2 separate regions of the Homo sapiens genome follow, and region 2 is linked to region 1. A link is a loop called in an ENCODE intact Hi-C map of the cell type or tissue named here. Cell type or tissue: natural killer cell. All regions are shown on one strand. Links, peaks and the distances in the headings refer to the core of each region. The heading gives the core; the rest is flanking DNA. Region 1 holds the start of MIR623 (microRNA 623). Region 2 overlaps UBAC2 (UBA domain containing 2).

What was found. Hi-C counts contacts between places; a loop is a spot of excess contacts. Peaks named below come from ENCODE experiments on the same cell type or tissue, not always from the same donor. Only the 100,000 strongest peaks of a DNase experiment are listed, where the experiment ranks them.
Region 2: a loop joins it to region 1, with 5 times the contacts of the local background. A loop is called at or near these places in 8 of 110 quality-filtered maps.

Annotation. Positions count from the first base shown.
Region 1 is chr13:99,351,581-99,361,605 of GRCh38, reverse strand. The region is part of intron 7 of UBAC2 (UBA domain containing 2); the gene reads right to left. MIR623 (microRNA 623) reads right to left here and starts at 5,475; the gene lies at 5,378-5,475. FKSG29 (a long non-coding RNA gene) reads right to left here. Exons shown (of 1, transcript NR_024013.1): 1 at 9,579-10,025. RefSeq lists enhancers at 5,209-5,448, 9,722-9,811. In natural killer cell, for the core only: no CTCF peak of the experiment used is centred there; DNase peaks (open chromatin) are centred at 3,385, 4,235, 4,715, 5,115 and 6 weaker places; H3K27ac peaks cover 7,020 bases.
Region 2 is chr13:99,213,853-99,223,877 of GRCh38, reverse strand. All of the region lies in intron 1 of UBAC2 (UBA domain containing 2), which reads right to left. It also overlaps the pseudogene H2AZP3. Among named protein-coding and RNA genes, the nearest start is that of UBAC2, 18 kb to the right of the region's middle. In natural killer cell, for the core only: no CTCF peak of the experiment used is centred there; DNase peaks (open chromatin) are centred at 3,137, 4,697, 5,967, 8,277 and 1 weaker place; H3K4me3 peaks cover 1,028 bases; H3K27ac peaks cover 7,252 bases.

The sequences.
Region 1 (10,025 bases), core at 744-8,743:
AGGTTGAGAAACCCTGATAAGTATGTATGTAGTAAAGATACAAAAACATGCAAAGGCACACAACACACCCACTCCAGGACAGTGGAAGGGGAATGGGCTTTGAGTTCCATTTCATTTCTTACAAGAGAGTGAGAGAATCAAAGAGTAGGCAAAGCAAACAAAACCCCAATCCCTCTACTCCTGTGATAGTAGAAAAGTGCTTAAAAAGCAGAAAGTTACGGCTCTAGGTTCTAGGATGTTTTGACATGAATCTGCTCTTTACGTAGGGTTAAATATGAGCCTCTATAAACAGGAAATGTTTCCTTTACTTTGTCTTCTTCAAAAGCAATAACCACATATTTTAAAAGTGAAGAAGGAAACAGCTTGCAGTTTGAACAGGCGTTTTATGAAATACTTATTATTAGTTTGTAAGAAGATTTCAAATGAAGTAAAAATTCTTGTGTATATATACATGTATGAATGAATAAATATATATTCATACATACATACATGATGGTTTCCCAACCGAGGAGCAGTAAAAGTTTCTGACATTTTATTAAGCAGAAGTTCCATGGAACAGAAATCCATGTTCTACAGGCATTGAAAGGTTTCTGGATGGGATGGTCAGGCAGTGTCTACATTAGAGAAGCCAGAAGAGCTCACGGGTGGCTGACCTCGGGCACTCGAGCGTCCACAGGAGAGTGTGAGCCAGGCACGCGGTCTCATCCTTGCTCCCGAAGAGCGCCCCATCTCCTCGGGGGAAGGCAAGATACCCAGAAATGGAAAAGCCAGAACAATGCAAGATGATATATAATTAAGATGGGAGCTGTGAGGCCTAAATCAAAAGGACTAGAAAAGCTCAGAGTGGACATCAACCCACTGCGGCCAAAGCACAGGGGTAAGACTTCCAAGAGGATGGGGCTGGGGCTGAATATTAAAAGAGAATGATTTCAACGATGGAGAAGAGAGCAAGCAAGGCATTTTCCCCAAGGTGTTCAAAGAAAGGGGCCTAAGTGGGTTTATACCGCCTTCAAGGAGCAAAGCAATGCTAAGGAATAACGGCAGAGGGACAAAAAGGTAGAGGAAGCTGAGTTAAGAACAGTCTCTAGAGCCAGAATAACTGGGCTCAAATCCCAGCTCTGCCTCTTATTGTAACACCTTAGATGCATTTTCAAACATTTCCATGACCCTTGGTTTTCTCACCTGTAAAGTGGTAATAATAACTGCACCCACCTCACATGGAGAGTATGAGAATCAAAAGAGTTAATTCATGTGAAACATTTAAAATAGAACGTAAAGCCATCTATAAGCTTATTGCAGCTTAGCTATGATTATTCTGATCCTTACTACTTGGCCTTATACTTTATACAGTATTGTTTCTCGTCTTCCCAACTAGACTACAGGATCCTGGAGGGCTGTGATGGATGGAAGACCTGAACATATTTCCCAGGTGGCCAGTACCACTCTCAGCTCACTGCAGCCTGAGCTGACTGCTCGTACAAGTTGGTGCCCCATAAAAGAGTAAAATGGAGAACAATTACAGAGGGGGCATTATGAATGCGATGTTTTAGAAAAGCCAAAATGACTTCCAAAAGCATCTTCATCTTATTTTAAGACTGTTGGCCATTGGAAACAAATGCACCCTTTCTTCTCAGTCTTTGGTGCTCAGAAAGCCTTTATCAGCATGCCAGGTTTTGAAGTGTGAAGCACACAGCAGGGGCACCTCCAGTCTACAATCGGTGGCCCCCTGCAGGCCACCATGCAGGGAAGGTTCTGGGGGAGACCATGGGGTAGGCAGCGAAGGGCGATGTGACTCTTTAGGGGTGCTGTGCTTGGGCACACGGGAGGCGAGGCAGGGCCCACACAAGGACTTACTCAGTGTGCTATGGACCAAGGCTTTCAAATGTTTTCCACCTCATGGCACACACAGAAAAAGACAGATTTGCATGGTCCACAGGAAAAGCCAAAACTGTTTACAGCTGGCCCAGTGGCTTCAGGCCCTTTCCAGTTGCCCCCAAGCGGGGAGGGGACCAGTATCTCAGCCCATCTATGACCATGGCACAGTGGCTGGGAAGCTTTACCCCAGGCCATAAGGAAATACTTACACATTTAGGAAACAGGTTGATTTAACAGGAGTCTCTGACAAAGGGGATGACCTACCACGGAGATCAAGGGCAGAAAAAGACTAGATCGTTTTACTTGAATGAGTTAATGTAAAATCACAAAATTATCACATCTACTAATGTACCTGGTAATACTTTCAGCAACAAAAGTAGAAAGAGAATTAAGACAACCTCCCTGCCTTTTAGAAGCTCATAGTCTGGTATTTTAATAATGAAACACTTTTTCCTTTTTCTTCCAGGTTATCAAAGCACCCTTTGTTAGATCCAGTGGATCCTCCTGAGCGCTCTGTGACCTGCCTTCTGGCAGCACCAGGTCTTACTGACCACTCTTCCTCGACATTCTCTTCCCCAGGCTTTGTGGCATCCCGCTTTCTTTCTAGCCCTCTAGCTACGCCTTCTCAGTGTCCTCAGATTCTCCTCCTCCCACTCCTGTCCTTCAGACACGGGTGTTCTTGAAGGTTCCATGTGGGGAGTGTTTCTCTCCTTCTTCCGTGTTCTGGGTGCCCATCCATTCCTAGGGCTTCATGGGGTAGAGACTCCCAAACTCGAACCTCCAACCCAAACACTGTGTCTCAGAGCCATGTAACCCACTGTCTCCTGAACACACTTTCATCTAAATGTTAAGGAGACACCTAAGATAGAACACGTCCCAAACAAACTCATCTCCCACCCCATATCTCTTGCTGTGTCCCCTGTCTTGGGGTGTGACATCCACATCCATCCACTGCATAAACCAGATCTCTAGGCTCTGTCCACTGGAACTCCCCCGCCACTGTCTCCACCCTCACTCTCACTGCCCCGTGTGAGACCACAGTCCATGGCCGGGGTGGCTCCAGAGTTAGTTCCTAAGATACAAATCTCGTCAAGCCCCTCCTCTACTTAGAAACCCTTTGCTGGCTCCTCATTGCCCTTTTATTAATTTAAAAATATTTAATAACTCATTAACAATCACAAGCCTATTACTTGCTAACATAAATATAGATTTTTGAAATAAAAAATAACCATGTTTTCCCAAACAGAATTACTGAGAAGAGTGGCACTGTTTTCCATTTTTGCAAATCTCTTTAATGTCTGACTTACTAGAAGGTTGCTGGATTCTCCCATCTGCTTCTGCATTCGATTTTGTTCTGTTACTCTGGTTTTTGAAGTACATGAAGCAAATCCAGCCACATAGATACACAGTTAGAAAAGAAAGGGAGAGTACATTAAGGGCCTTTTCGGATGACTACAGACATCCTCCCCTTTGATGCTACTCAATGCATCCCTGTTGCTTTCAGAATCCGACAGAAATTTCTTACCTGGGCTTACCAGACTCCTGTCTGCCACTGGAGTCACTTTCTCACAACACCGCCCTCACATTCTCTACTCCTGCTGGGGAGCCTGCTCTCACCACCCTGTACTCCTCTGCGTGCTCTCACACCTCACCATCCCTTCCCCAGGACAGCTCTCAGCACATCCCATTTCACTTGCAGGCTAACCGGCCTGAATCTCACAACAGCCTATTAGCTCCACGGGGACTGTGATTCTCCATCTTGTCCTGTTTGTAGACCTGGCCTCCTGTACGACCTGGCATATGCAAGCACTCAAGAAACAGTTGCAAAATGGATAACTGAATGGACAAAGACATAGTGAGGCATATTGCTGAGTTAAGGCGTATGGGGTTTTCTTAGCCAAGACTGTAGTTAGTTGGGATATGAAGACCCAGGTGATGGGTTACTAATGAAGGCGGGGTGGAAGGGGTGAGAGGGGTTAAAGCAAGGAGGCTCCCAAAGGACATGCTTGATACCTACATTCTTCATGGACATAGCATCCTCTTCTAATACAAGAACCAGGAGTTACAAAGAAGCAATGCTGGGAAACTGGTGAAACCACAAATGGCAGCTCCTCATAGAAGACAGTTATTTGCAATTCCCTGTGCTCTGTGGAAGCTGCAGCTTTTGGTGTAAGTATGAATATGCTTACACTTAGTTTTACTCATTTGCCTTCTATGCGTAGTGCGCTGTCCTGGGGCCAGATAAGGAGGCTGTGACACAGAGAAATGACTAATTTCCTATGGCCCTGAAAAGAGTTTGGCTGAGATAACAAAACAAACGTACATTAAAAACTAAACAAGAAGCACTTCAGGACTGAACGAGAGGCATCTTGTTAGACTTAAAACTGTAGTCACGTGTCGCTTAACAACAGGGCTTCATTCTGAGAAATGTGCTGTTGGGTGACTTTGTTGCTGTGTACTTACAGAAACCTAGATGTGATCGCCTACTACACACCAAGGCTGCTTGGTGTAGCCTATGGCGACCAGGCTACAAACCTGTACAGCAAGTCACTGTGCTGAATACTGGAGGCAGCTGTAACACAATGGTAGTTGTGTATCTAAACATAGAAAAGACATAGCAAAAATATGGCATCATAATCTTATGAGACCACTGTCATACATGCAATCTGTCATTGACCAAAACATATTGTTATGTGGTGCATGACTACAAGAGTGAGCACAATACAGAGAGAAAAGACACCACAGAGGCTGCTGTCCTCAGCAAAAGCTTTGTGGCAAAACTGGGGAAAAACCAAACAAAGCCCAAAAAAAGAAAACCAAACAAAGCCCACCACCAGAACCACACACAAACTGGCAACACATTCACCACTTGGATAAGAGATGGGGCAACGCGAGGCCCAGAAGAAACCATGCTGCATATTTGAAAGCCTTGGTTCCTTGGTAAAGTCTTAAAAATAGGAACCTTAGAAAACTCAGAAGACTGAATCTAACCCTGTCATGTGAAGTGCCACCCATGATCTTTGTGTCGTGCTATAAAAACAGTGTATTGTATCTTTCTGTGCTGCTTAGCAGTAGTCTCAGTAGGTATTGGAAAAAATAATAAACTAGAGGGAAAGGAGATGATCGCTTGAACAAAGTCCCAGGCTAGTTTTGCAGCTCTCGGTTTCACTTTTCCTTTGTGGTTTCTCACAGTGACCAGTGTTGATGGATGAGATACTTCAAACAGTACTATTTCTTCTAGGCAGAACAGAAGGCAGTTTCCATGGCAATACGATCAGGAGACACAATACATCCTGTTGCTCAGTTTTGAGAACCTTTTGGCTTAGGGGACAGAAGTTTCCAACTATCGGCTGCCCTCTGCCCCGTCTCTTCTTCCTCTGTCTTGCTCTAGTCGGCTGGAGTCCCAAAGGCCACACGCCTTGCCTGTGCATTCCATGCAGGGGCTAAAAGGGTCAGGGCCACAGCTGGTGTTCCAGGGACTGATTGGGGATGGCAATGAGGACAGAAGGTGCAAAGACATCTACAGAGTACATCGGGAAGCTCCAGCACAGCTTAGGATGCAACCCAACAGCCCCTGCAAGGGATGCTTCTACTGTGTACAGTCTGACAGACATGTGTCCCAAGTCTTGTTTACTTTAATGACATTTCTTTTCAGAGGCCTGACATACCTAGCACAGCTGATCTTACTGTGACATAGGTACAATTTTACAAACAGGTTCAGTTGGTTTCAACAGCAGCTGCAAACCCAAGAGAGACAGGTTTTCCCTTTGTTTCAACAAAGCACGGCTCCCAGCCAGTTCCATCTGGGGAGGCCCTGGAGGTGCAGGGAAGGGACTCTGGAGAGAGCCATGGGATGCACATGGCTCAGCCATGCACCAGGGCGTCCAGTGGGTCTGTGCCGCCGCTGCCCTCCAGGCCCCCTGCACAGAGTGGGGTGAGACTCTGGGCAGCTGCGGGGGGGCTTGTGGCACCAAGCACGCTGCGGGCTGAGCCACAGGCCTGCGTCCTGGCTCTCGTTTGTTTTGAAAACGTGACTGACCCATCACTCCTCATGGGGAACTTTTCCTCCAGGGACCGTCAGGACCAGAGGTGTCCCAACCTTTTCCTGTGTTTTGGTTTGGTTTTGGTTTTGGTAGAGAATGAGAATGCTAAGGCTGCTCTGTGAGGAGGAGGTGGTGGTGAGAGGGTGGCGTGGGGGGACCACAGGGTTCCACAGCCCACAGCCCAGCTGCAGGTCAGGGACATCAGCGCAGGAAGAGCATGCCAAGGCCTTGTCTTGCAGCTTCCTCACTCCCTCGACTGAGTGACACACCTGTAAGCACTGAACGCTGGTGACGGTAAGGGCCACACAGCGAGGACTGAGACAGTGGCCTTGAAGACATAAGAATGGAAGTGCATCTCTCAGAGTGTGGATTATCCATTTCTGCATCGTATATTCTGTTTTCCCTTCCTTCATTCTTTTGTCTGCCAAATTTGGGGTCATTTTTTCCTTCCCAGCATTGGCTCTACACACAAATTATAAAGTAAAAGTCAAAATTAAAATTAGTTTTGGTACTTGTTACAGTAAATGTTTTGACAGAAACAGAGGTGAAACTCCTAATTAAAAATGAGACTGGGGATTACTCAAGGTTTCCCCTCTTCTTACATTTCCTCCGTGGAGAGTTCATCCATTTTCATGTCTTCAGTGACCACCTGAGTCTCATTCCCGCACTTGCCTATCTGCGTTCACCGTGGCAGGCGGATGTCCACTTCCCAGCTCATGTCTGGACTCAGCTCTCCTCTGTCCATCAAACCCAGCCAACGCTGAAGGACTACTGATTTTCCCCTGGGAGAGGATCTGCCCGTTTAGGTCCTTGCTGTTGCACTCCGAGATTATGCCAACAACTTCTTGGATGACATGACTGCCAGTAAGATTTCCCCAATCCAATCTGCATGCCACGGTCAGTGAGTGTGCACAAGAAGCCCTTTCACAATGACACTGCCTCAACCAAAAACCCTCGGGCATCCTGTCTGAGTCTGTCCTGTTTTGCAGGTCTGCCCAAACCAGCCCCATCGTAAATTACTTCTCTAAATTACATCCTAAATTACTATGTCGGCTCAAACTGTCCCTGCCACCTAAAGTGCCCTCCCTGGTCCCTTCCATTTGCATAGGGCCCAACTCCTGTTTCCCATCTGTAAGTGGCTTCTTTCTCTGCAACCCAAACCCTCCTGTTCCCCTGCTCTGCTGAACTTCCACAGAACTCAGCCAAGCCGCCAAGTGAACAGAGAATAAAACCCTGAGTCTGGGTTTCCCCAGCTGTAAAATGGAAAGCTGGACTAGATAGCCTTAAGCTAGTTATGAGCTGTCTCTTCCCAATCATTATATTAAAGAACATCTGGAAGGCCAAACAGTTCTCTCTCAAAAAGGAGCCTCAGGCCACCTGCCAGAGCCGCTGCAGGAGGAGCTCCTGGACAGATGCTGGGTTGACACCCCCATGTCACCCGGCTCACACTGCTCATGAATGTCACCTGTACAACCCCCTATCTCCAATAAGATATGAGCTCCTTGGGCAACTGTCCTGTGAGAGCCACAGTTGTGGACAGTGTCCACGTGAGGGAGCAGGTGCAGAGCAGTGAAGGGGGGTGCGGTGGCCTCCCCCATCCTAAACCCACGATCTGCCTGCATCCCCTGTGAACAGGCACTGCACGTGTGCACACACCTCCATTGCTTAGACAGAATGATTTTACCAAATCTCAGTATGGCTAATCTGTGCTCTAATCTTGGGTGGGAGATCGTGACTCACGACTCTGAAAATTCCTGGCCTCTGGCTGCTTTCTCCACAAAACCACGTCTGTCAACCACAGCACTGGGCTGCTGGCTCTGAAACCTTGGGGGTTGCACGAAATCAAGGCTTCTCGAGGGTCTCAGTTTTCCTGAGATGCTCATGGGTACTCCAGTGGTCTGTTCCTCATTAAGAGCTTTTTTCTGGTTTTGAAAACCCATCAGGATGGCTTTTTTTGGGGAGGAAAAACTTCCCAGAATGATTATGAGGATGATTTTTCTAATATACCCCTGGTTTAACATGATACTGCTCCAGAGTACATCTCTAAATTCATTCGTCCTTTCAAAAACTGATTAATAAGTGACAAAAGGAAAACCCAGGAAAAGAATTAGGATTACTGATAACTTTTACATCTTCAAAAAGCCAAGTACATCATCATCATTTGCTTGTTTTCTGAGGTATCATGAGACTGTACCTCGCTCTTTTTTCTCATGAAGACACCAAGGCAGGATGGAAAATAGAAATGATTTTCTCAAGGTCACTTAATGAGTCAGTCTTGGAAAAGGATCACACTTTAGATTGATCCTATCTTTCTGTTCTGAATTTTGTCAAAAAGATCAGTATGATCAACTACAAAAGCACTGGAAACACAGCAGTAGCTTCTGCAAGGAGGTACAGATTGAGATAAACAGCGTAGCTGTAACTTCACTGAAAATAGAGTTCTTGCAAGTAATTTTCATTTAATTTGCAGATTTTTATCAACTAAGCACTAGTAACTTATTCCACATCTGATGCTATATACTTATAAACTCTTGAAAGAAGAAAGTCATAAAAGAACTAGCTTTAACTGATTAGACTGCTTTGTTGACAAGGAAGCATAGCAACTTGAAAAGAATCGTTTTCAAATCAAATTGCACCAAAAAGTGAAAGAGCATAGCCAAAAAGGAAAAGTGCTGAGGAGGGTGCCACGTGCCAGCTTGCTGTCTCTGAGGATGCTCGGGACACATGAGAATTCGCTCCCTTTGGATTCCTGGTGGACTCCTTTGCAACACACGTGCACTGCCCCTACCCCGGACACAGGGGTGGAGACGGAGGTAGAGAGTTTCCGACGGTGCTGCCTCCAGACACAATTTCTTGACTCTTCCTGACTGCACTACACATTTCTCCCAGAAGAGTGACCATCACATTTCACTGTAACTGACGCTTTCTACTCTAAGCTCAGGGAGAGGAGGGATCGTGCTGCCTTGGTCACTGTGGGACTCACCAGAGCCTGGCACTGCGTGTATTCTGCGGAATAGACGGTAATGAAAATGGTAGCACTGGTGAGGCCAAGAGGCAACAGGAAGCTTCCTAAGGAAGCTGGCCTGATGAAGGGGCAGTGACAGAAACTGGTCTGGTGGAGTGGCACTTGCACACATAAAGCTCTACTAGGCAGATCTTGCTATCTAAACCACAGAGGGAAAATCAACCATGCTGCAACATGCGTCAACCTCAGAAACGTGAAGCTCAGCGAAAGAAGCCAGTCATAAAGATCAGCTACATATGCTTCCATTTCTATAAAATGTCCAGAATAAGCAAGTCTACAGAGACAGAAAGTAGATTAAGTGGCTGCCTAGGACAGGGCGGATGGGAATGACTGCTAATGGGGCGCAGTTTCTTTTGGGGTGATGAAAAATGTTCTCAAATTACGGTATTTGTGCAATTAAAAAATACTAAAAACCACCGAACTGTACACTTCGAGGGGGTGAGTTATATGGTATGTGAATTCCATCAGCTGCTAAAAAATACATCAAGGACCAGTAAATACTTTTAAAACACTAAAAAAAGTTATTGAATTCAAAATACTTGATTAATGATAGGAACTCTCATGATTGACAGGGCAGATCTGCCTCCTGGTGCACATCTCAGATGATACCAAATGGCTGTTGCTGGGGGAGGATAAAGAGAGAAACAATTTTCACAGCCACAGAATGTTACCAAGTGAGGATGTGCAGCTAAACTCACTTTAACCAAATGCTGCGAAAGTAACTGAAAGCACGTGTGAGTATCGCTGAGCCACTCTGGGTGTCAGTAGCTTCTTTCCTTGCAGGCAAAACACAGAGGTGATAATCAACCAGTTAACACCGGGCAGCCCAATGAGATGAGGAGGCAGTTAAAAGAAGAGCACCAAGGACTCCTGGGCTTTGCTGCCAAATGTCCCACTTGGCTTGTACCAACAAGCAGGATTCATTCACACTGGGCTTCACCTTAGTTCTGCTTCTAAAATAGATGGAAATTTTACAGAAATGCCTAATGGAAAGTTTTATCCCCAAGTTTGTGTTGTGGTATATAACAGAATTCTCATCATCAGCCAACAGAGAGAGGATTGGCTCCCACAAATAACAGATG
Region 2 (10,025 bases), core at 586-8,585, 140 kb after region 1:
AAAATTTAAAGGAATTAAAATCATATAAAGCATGTTCCTTGGCCACAAAAAAATCAGAAGCCAACAGCAGAAAGATGGAAAATCCCCCAAATATGTGAAAACTCAACAACACATTTCTAAACAATATCTGGGTCAAAGAGGAAGTCACAAAGGAAATTAGAGTATATTTAAAACAGAATAAAAAAATGAAGCACAACCAAGCAAAATTTGTGGACTGCAGATAGAGCAATGCTTAGAGGGGAAAATGTAGCATAAAAATGCTTATATTAGGAAGAAAAAAGGTCTCACATAATGGTGTAGGTTACAATCTTAAAAAAAAAAAAAAAAAAAAAAAACAGAAAAAGAGAAAGAAGAGCAAATTAAAACCTAAGCAAGCAGATATAAAGAAATAATTAAGAGTAGAAATCAATGAAATGGAAAAAACAAACTATAATAGAGACAAATCAATGAAACTCAAAGCTGGTTCTTGAGATCAATAAAACTGATACACTTCTAGCAGAAATGATCAGGACAAAAAGAGAGAAGACACAATTATCAGTATCAGGAATAAAGAGGAGGCATCACTACTGACCCCAGAGACATTAAAAGGATAGTAAGAAGTTGCACAACAATGTGAATGTACTTAATGTCACTGAACTGTACACTTAAAAATAGTTAAAACAGTAAGTTTTATGTTATGTATTTCTTATCACTACTAAAATGTCTTATCACAACTAAATTTTTTTTTGAAAGGGAATGTTAGGAAATACTTTACGCCCATAAATTTGATAACTTAGATGAAACAGGCAAACTCCTTGGAAGACACAACCTACCAAAGCTCATTCAAGAAGAAATGGGTAACTTAAATAGTCCTACAGATATTATGAAATTGAATTTATAGTTAAAAGACTTCCAACAAAGAAAACTCCAAGTCTGATGGCTTCAGGGGAGAATTCTACCAAGCATTTAAATACCAATTCTATACAAACTCTGTTACAACACAGAAAAATAGAGAACACTTTCCAACTCATGTTATGAAGCCAGTGTTACACTGTTAGCAAAGCCATGCAAAGATATTAAAAGGCAAAAAATAGACCAATATACTTTATGAACGTATTAACAGATGCAAAATTCTCAACAAAACATCAGTAAATCAAACCTAGCATTATATAAAAAGAATACATCATGACCAAATAATGCTTATCCTGGGAATGCAAAGCAAATCAATGTAATTTACCATATCAACAAGTTAAAGTATACTATGAAACCATTCTCATCCTGCCCAATTACTGCTTATTCTATGAAACCAATTTGTCATCAATCCATAAGGCTAAACTGACCACTTACTGCTATGTAATTACCAATGGGCTACCCCTTTGATCTAACCTCAATTATTAATTACTAATATAACCAACTAGTAACTACTAATACCAACCAACATTTATTAAGCACTTAGGAAGTGGAGGTATTAGCATCACACTTTATGTGTGCTACTTTGCTCCTGCCACTCCCACTACAGGGCCTATGTGCCTGTTACTCTCTCTACCCAAAATGTTCTTCCCACGTCCAGCTTATTCTCACCATTGAGTCCTCATTTCTAAGAGCACCTCCTCAGAGTGGCCTTCCATCGTGATTTTTTGCTTTTGAGTGCATCATCCTGGTTAATTTACTCTGTGGCATTCTTTACTACTTGAAATTCTTTGTTTGCTTCTTTGTCCGTCTCCTTCATCAGAATGTAAACCCTGTGAAGACAGGGTCCTAGTTGTCTTGCTCACTGCCATATCCCCATAGCCAGAATGCCACCACTTAGCACACAGTTGCCTTTCAGTAACTATGTGGTGAATGAATTACTTACACGGTTTAAACCTCAAAATAACCCTATGAGGCAGACATCACTCTTCTCAGATTTATACAGAAGACAAAACTGTGACTCGGAGAGTACATTACCTATCCATGACTAGAAAATGTCTTAGCCGGGGTTCCTCTAAGAGTAAAAGGTGAGACAAAGGCTTCCAGGCAGGGACTTTATTTTGGAATGTGATCCCAGGGAGCAGTAGTGAAGGACACGGGGAGCGAAACAGAGGAAGAGTCCAAAGAAGGGCACTGTCAAGTAGGCGATCACCATGAGTGACAGATGTTTCTGACAGGTGCTGGAACCTGCAGGACTTTCCGAGAAGCCTTGTGAATGTGTCTCAACTACCATCCCAGGTGGAACAGGGCAGCATTTTTATCCATCAGCTTCCATCCTCAATGGTCTAGAGTGGCCATAGAAAAGAAGCCCCATGGGAGGAACACAGAAATAGGAACAAAAAACCAGCTTACACACCAAATGGGACTCTGTAGAAATAAAATAAAAGGTGAGGCTGAGTACACTGAAACAGTGTGCAAGAAGAAGCTAGTGAGCAGCAGAACCAGAATTCAAGCTCTGATAATCCGGACTACAAACACAACTGACTACACTGCACTGCCATATAGTGCCACGGTTCAAACAAATTTTCACCTTCATGGTGGATTTCAAGTGAAAGACATACACAATCACAAACAGCACTAATAGAAATCAAAGTAGTGCCCTGTGTAACAAAAGTAAATGTAATTGTGAACGAAATATAAAAAGACTGCAGTTTGTGGAGGTTGCAACACAGATCCAAGAAATCCATTTCTAGGAATTTAGCCCAAAGTAATTATCATAAATGTGCACAAAGATTCTGCTACAACAATGTTCATCGCAGCACTGTTTATAATAGTGAAAAGACCAGAAACAATATGAATATCTAATTGGGAAATGGGTAAATTATGTTCTATCCATAAAAATGGGATAATATTCAACATTAAGCAATAGGTTGTAGAAAAATATTTTGTACCTTGGAAAGATGTTCCTAAATAGTAAGCGCAAAATATTCTAGTGGTATTATTATACAAAAATAATATATAAATACTTTTTTTAAAAAAGCATCTACCAAAATATTAACAGAGATAATCTCTGGTCTGTTCATGGGAGATCTTAATTTTTTACCAAAAAAAAATCGATTTTGACAATTAGAAAAAATAATTTGTAACTAGTTACTAATTCAAGAAAAAGATCCATATGGTGAATCCTTATGCACTGAGATGGGGCAAGTCACTAGTAATCTTCGGCCTCTCTGTGAGCAGAGCCAGGAAGTGGTTCATACGCACAGAACCCAAGCAGAGATCAAACAGAAGGTTAAGAAAAAGTCACTTCTCTGCAGGAGATCCTTTTACCTTTGAAAACAGGGATGCTACAAATTTTGAGAATAACAGACAACGCATTAATCTAAAAGTAAAAATGCAAAATACCTCTCTGGCAAAGATAATATAAAAATATAAAGTTTAAGAATTCCTTTTGGGTCTGATTTCTCTTTGGTTTGACCTAAGTACATAGTCATTTCTTTGAGGCAATAAATACTAATCAGGCTTGGGTGACTACGTATTATCCTAAAATAAATATTACAGTATATGTGGATTATTTTATGCCAGGCACTGTGCTAATAAAAGCACTTTACATGTAATACCATCTCAGTGAATTACTATAATAGCCCTGAAGCACGAATTAATTATCAGCATTCTCTAGGTGAAGAAATAAACTAAGAAAGGCTAAATAACTCACTGAAGGTCACAGCTAGTTAGTAGAGGGGCTGGGATTTGAACTTGGTTCTGCCTGACTATAAAGAAACCATTTCTTTCTAATATATAAGAAGGAACTATGATAACTTTATATGTGTACTATTTTAATACTTAAGATATATCTTTTTGGTTCCACAAAACGTCAAGCACAGAATTATGACATGACCTAGCAATTCCACTCTGAGGAATATACCCAAGAAAACTGAAAACACAGGATTTTTTTTTCCACAAAAACCTACATACAAATGTTCATAGTAGCATTATCATAACACAAAAAGTGGATACAAACCAATGTCCATCAACAAATGAACAAAATGTATATCCATACAATAGAATATTATTCAGTCATAAGAGGAATGGATCCTGATACATGCTACAACATAGATGAACCTCAAAAACATTATGCTAAGTGAAAAAAAGCCAGTCATATAAAGTTATGTACTATATGACTCCACTTATATGAAATGTCCAGAATTTAAAAATCCATACAGACTGAAAGCAGATTAGTGTTTGTCAGGGACAGTTGGGAGAAGGTAATAGGGCATGACGGCTTAATACAGGGATGTCTAATCTTTTGGTTTCCCTGGGCCACACTGGAAAAGAAGAATTATCTTGGGCCACACATAAAGTACACTAACACTAACAATAGTTGATAAGCTTAAAAAAATTGAAAAAAATCTCAGAATGTTTTAAGAAAGTTTACAAATTTGTGTTGGGCTGCATTCAAAGCTGTCTTGGGTCGCATATGGCCCATGGGCTGCAGGGTGGACAAGCCTGGCTTAATGGGCACTCCGTTTCTTTCTGGCGTGATAAAATGTTCTGCAATTAAATTGTGGTTGCTGTTAATTGCACAACAATGTAAATGTACTGGAAGTCAATAAGTGAACATTTTTAAATGGTTAAAATGGCCAATTTTAACTGAATAAAAATATGTATCTTTTGGGTACTGGAGACACTAACCACAGGCCTTGCAAAGCTTAGTCCTGTGGGCTGTTACAGAAGCATTCTAGCTGAAGACAGACAGGTAGGGGAGCAACCCAGAAACTCTGCCTGCCTCCACAAGTCACGCATGTAAAAATACACACATCAAAAAGCCCTGTATGGTTCACACCCTTGAGAGGAGGAGCCGCCATATCCTACCACAACATTGGTTTTCCTATGTCTGACTACTTAACTATTTGGTAAACTTCTCAGGGTTCTCACAAGAATGGGGTGACTTGGTGTCTCATAAAGTAACTTTCTCATAAAGTTTTTCATCAGAAAGGAGCTAAACCAAAACTAAGGGCAGAAATCCACAAAAGCACAGTAAACCCATGCCTTGCAAGAGACACCTTGCACTTCCACTATGATTTATTCCTCAAGTCTCTGGACTTCCTAAAAGAAAACTTAATGAAACTTAGATTCGGTGACCACGTTAAGGAGGAATGAGTGCCTCCTGGTGATCGTCTCAACAAAGACTGTCCAGGGATCAAAAGGTTCCAGGTTTATTTTTGTTACAGCTGTTTCCCTACAGTGTTTAGAAGTAAAACACTGGAAGCCATCCATCAATCAGCTCCTGTCCCTAATGCATTGAGGAGAATTCAATGACACTGGACACCTGCCACACTGACCGCTCCTCATACAGGTCCCCAGACAACCGGGCAGAGTGCCTGGCTCAGGACAGCAGCCAATAAACACTTGTTATCGAAGCAAGAGTTATACAGTTTATCAGGAAAATAAGCAGGAGAAAGTGCTAAGAAGTTTCCAGGGAAAAAAAAAAAAAGGTCAGGAAAGAGAAGGACTTACCCTCTAGATACAAAAAATGTGCTCCACATCTAAAATACTTAAACAGTGTGAATTAGAGGGGAGGAAAGAGTGAGCTGTAAAATTTAAAATCCTAGTCCTGAAACAGCACCAAACACAGAGGCCTGCATGCCAGAGAAAAGTGTTTCAAATCTGCAAGTCAGCAAAGGCACTGGGCACCTAAATGTTCATTTTGGTCCCACCACTGTGGTGGCCACCAGTTGGGTTTATACTTCTTAGGGAGATTTTATACAAACATTAACACTATGATTAAATGTAAAAAGCAGTAATTACTAAAAGTACTAATTAGACAAGAAATGTAATTATAATGAAATAATAATTTTAAAAGCCAAAATAAGTTTAAAAAATTATGACTGTAACACACAAATATGGGATAAATCAGTTAACAGTTGGAATAACTCTAAATAAAGTAAATCAGGACGCTTACAGAAAGTTCTGGACCATGTGATAAACTGTAAGAGAGAAGAAATAATACTTTTCAAGTGGGGAAATGCGTGGTTAGTGGCAAGAAAACGTGTTGTAAATTCAAGTGCCTACAGAGGCCAGGCAGGCAGTGAAATGGGGGAGTCGATGGCAAGAAGGTGGGCACGAGCTCGGTGGACGCTGCCACCCACCTAACAACTCGGCCCTGAGGCTGCCAGATCATCCGCCTCAGGACATCACAGACACCTTGAATTTAGGTCTGAAATAAGCCAATTTTAAAGTGCTGGCAAGTAACTCTCCTCTCCAACCTGCCCCCCACAACCTCCACAGAGACCAAAGGAAACGCCTGGGGCCTGGAGAAGCACCGCGGGGTGGGCACCCATCAGCGCAGCTGAGACACCAGAGGGCTGCATGCCAGGGCGAGCGCGGGTAACAGCTGGCCCCAAGCCGGGGTGCCTCCCTGTGTTCAAGGACCCAAGAAGTCGGACTCAACCAAACAGGGTGACAAGTAAGGCTGCCCGAGCTACAAAGATGGTGCTGGAACGTCCCCAGGCCACACAAGAGGGTCTGCCTCCACAGAGTTTCAGCATAGCCTACGTGGGTCTGGGTTGGAGAAAGAGGGCAGGCAGAACACACGCCTGCATGGTGGAGAAACCCAAGTCTGGTTTTTAAAGCTCTGATGAGCCACGGGACCTCTCCCTGGGAGAAAAGCGTAAGAGATCCGAGCAGAAAAACCCTTGCAAGTTTGGGCTTCTGAGTGGCCCTTCAGCACCTAATGGATGGAGGGACTGACTCTGCCAACATCTCCAGCCACTGACGCTGAGCAACGGCCTAGCTGAAGTGGGGAACAAGCCCCACTAAAACCCCAAACACTAAAATTAATTCGAAAACGAGGAAAGAGGCCAGGCGCCGTGGCTCACGCCTGTGATCCCAGCACTTTGGGAGGCCGAGGCAGGCAGATCACCCAAGGTCAGGTGTTCGAGACCAGCCTGGCCAACATGGTGAAACCCCGTTTCTACTAAAAATACAAAAATTAGCCGGTCATGGTGGCAGGCGCCTGTAATCCCAGCTACTCGGGAGGCTGAGGCAGGAGAATCACTTGAACCCAAGAGGCAGAGTTTGCAGTGAGCCAAGATCGCACCACTGCACTCCAGCCTGGGGGACAAGGGCAAGACTTCGTCTCAAAAAAAAAAAAAGAAAAAAGAAAAGAGTCCAACAAAAACGACAAAACCAAGAAGACCACCAGGTAAAATTCCAGTCTAAGACAGCAGACCCAGGACACCTGTCCACGTTCCCGCCCTTCCAAAGTTGTTTCAAAATAAAAGAACCCTCAAAACACCAGCGAAATGTGTCCTTTCAACTGAGTCCAGAGAAAGAATCAACAAATACCAAGACCTGGGGAGGAATATGAACAATCTTCGGGAGAATTGAGGGCATTTCTCAAACTGCAGGCATTACCACTACAGCACCAGTTTCTGCCTGCCCTGATCCTGTTATTAATATTTTTCTTTAAATCACCTATGATTTACATAAATATTTTAAACGAAATTTGATATCACTACGGTAAATGGAAAACAAGTGTTGCTTTCTCATTAATAGGTGGTAACTATAAAAATAAACACACTGGGCCGGGCACGGTGGCTCACACCTGTAATCCCAGCACTTTGGGAGGCCAAGGTGAGCGGATCACCTGAGTTCAGGAGTTTGAGACCAGCCTGGCCAACATGGTGAAAACCTGTTTCTACTAAAAATACAAAAATTAGCCAGGTGTGGTGGCGGGCATCTATAATCCTAGCTACTACTTCGGAGGCTGAGGAATGAGAACCCCTTGAACCAGGGAGGCAGAGGTTGCAGTGAGCCGAGATTGCACCACTGCACTCCAGCTGAGGCGTCAGAGTGAGACTGTGTCTCAAAAATACACACACACACACACACACACACACACACAAATATAGGTTGGTACAAAAGTAATTGCCATTTTACCTTTAATGGCAAAAACCGCAATTACTTTTGCACCAACCTATAACAAAACAAAGTTATTAAAGACTAATATTACTTCCTGCTCTTTTTGTTACAATAGGAAAATAGCCTTTATTAGAGAGGTCTTTCAGACTAGCACCACATCAAGATTTTCTCTTTGATCCGATCAGGAATAGTAAGAACTGAAAAGGGCAGTTTGAATCACGGTGCGATGAAGGAGTAGATGGTGGGATCTCACCACGGGTCTGATTAGCCCTTTCTCTGCCTTGCTTGAGCTTCAGCAGAACTCGAAATGGCTGACGGTAAGGCTGGGAAGGACTCCGGAAAGGCCAAGACAAAGGCGGTTTCCCGCTCGCAGAGAGCCGGCTTGCAGTTCCCAGAGGGCTGTATTCATCAACACCTGAAATCTAGGACGACGGGTCACAGACATGTGGGTGCAACTGCCGCTGTGTACAGCGCAGCCATCCTGGAGTACCTCACCGCAGAGGGACTTGAACTGGCAGGAAATGCATCAAAAGACTTAAAGGTAAAGTGTATATTACCCCTCGTCACTTGCAACTTGCTATTCGTGCAGATGAAGAATTGGATTCTCATCAAGGCTACAATTGCTGGTGGTGGTGTCATTCCACACATCCACAAATCTCTGATTGGGAAGAAAGGACAACAGAAGACTGTCTAATGTATGCCTGGATTCCTTGTTATCTCAGGACTCTAAATAAAAGAACAGCTGTCCAGTGTTGGTGATGCCAGTGGACTATATTTCTGTGAAAAACACAATTTTGTCTTTTTGTAATTCTATTTGGGCAAGTTGGAAGTTTAATTAGCTTTCCAACCAAATTTCTGCATTTGAGTCTTAACCATATTTAAGTGATACTGTGGCTTCAAGGAAGCTATTGATTCTGAAGTACTGGGCTTTGATTGAGCTGACTGTTTTTAAAAAACTGTTTGGATTTTAATTGTAATGCAGAAGTTATAGTAACAAACATTTGGCTTTGTACAGACATTATTTCCACTGTGGTGGATAAGCTCAATAAAGGTCATATCCCCCAAGAAAAAAAAAAAACAAAAAGAAAAGAACTGAAAAGGGAGTCATGACCTGACTTCTATTTCAATGATGTTTACTGCTGGGCTGACACCCTGTCTAAAATCATCTCCAGTGGTGCAAATGCCACCGAACAAGCATGACAGCAGTGGGGCCTCAAACCCTTCCCCACCCACAGTCTACAAACAGCCTTTTCACCACCATCCCAGTTGGAAAGAAATTTATTTATTCCCCCAAAATAAAATCCTAGAAACTCTCCAAAAAGGGTGGGGTGGGGGACAATCTGCTTAAGGAGAACAATGAGGGGGTTGGAGGTCTGCAAAAAAGTAGAAGAGAGCTTGGGGTAACTTCAAACTTCCAAACCAGATCACAGCACAGGTGACGGGGAACGGACAAGGAGGGTAATAAGAAAGGCAGCTTCACTCAGGAGTAAAAGCCACAGAAAGCAATGAGCCACCCTTTGACGACTGCAGGGGGTTCTCACAGTCCTGCTTCCCCCACCACCACCTACTCCCCACCTCTGCAACCTATATGCAAACCAGCCTATTCATATTCCTTGCATACTAGAAGAGAACCTAGAGTCAGCCCTGCCATTTCAAGTTTGAGCCTCTTGCGGGAAAAGGCTGTACCCACAAACAAAGAGGAAACCCACACTAGGTACTTAGGAATCCAGTCATTCAGGACTGCACAAGAACGGCCAAGCAAGATCCAGAAGTTCACCACTCGTGTCCTTACACGAAAAAAATTTACTCCAGGAGGGATTCCAGGAAAAAAAAAAAAAAAAACAAACCAAAGATGCCAAGGCAAAAAATGATACAAGATTGAAGAAACAGCAGGACAGGTTTTCTGACCTAAGTTCTAACCCTGGCTCTACAATAAATACACAATCAGGCCAGGTGCGGTGGCTCACGCCTGTAATCCCAGCACTTTGGGAGGATGAGGCAGGCAGATCACTTGAGGTTGGGAGTTCGAGACCAGCCTGGCCAACATGGTGAAACCCCATCTCTATTAAAAATACAAAAATTAGCCAGGTGTGGTGGTGCACACCTGTAATCCCAGCTACTAGAAGGCTGAGACAGGAGAATCGCTTGAACCTGGGAGGCAGAGCTTGCAGTGAGCTGAGATCACGCCACTATACTCCAGCCTGAGCGACAAA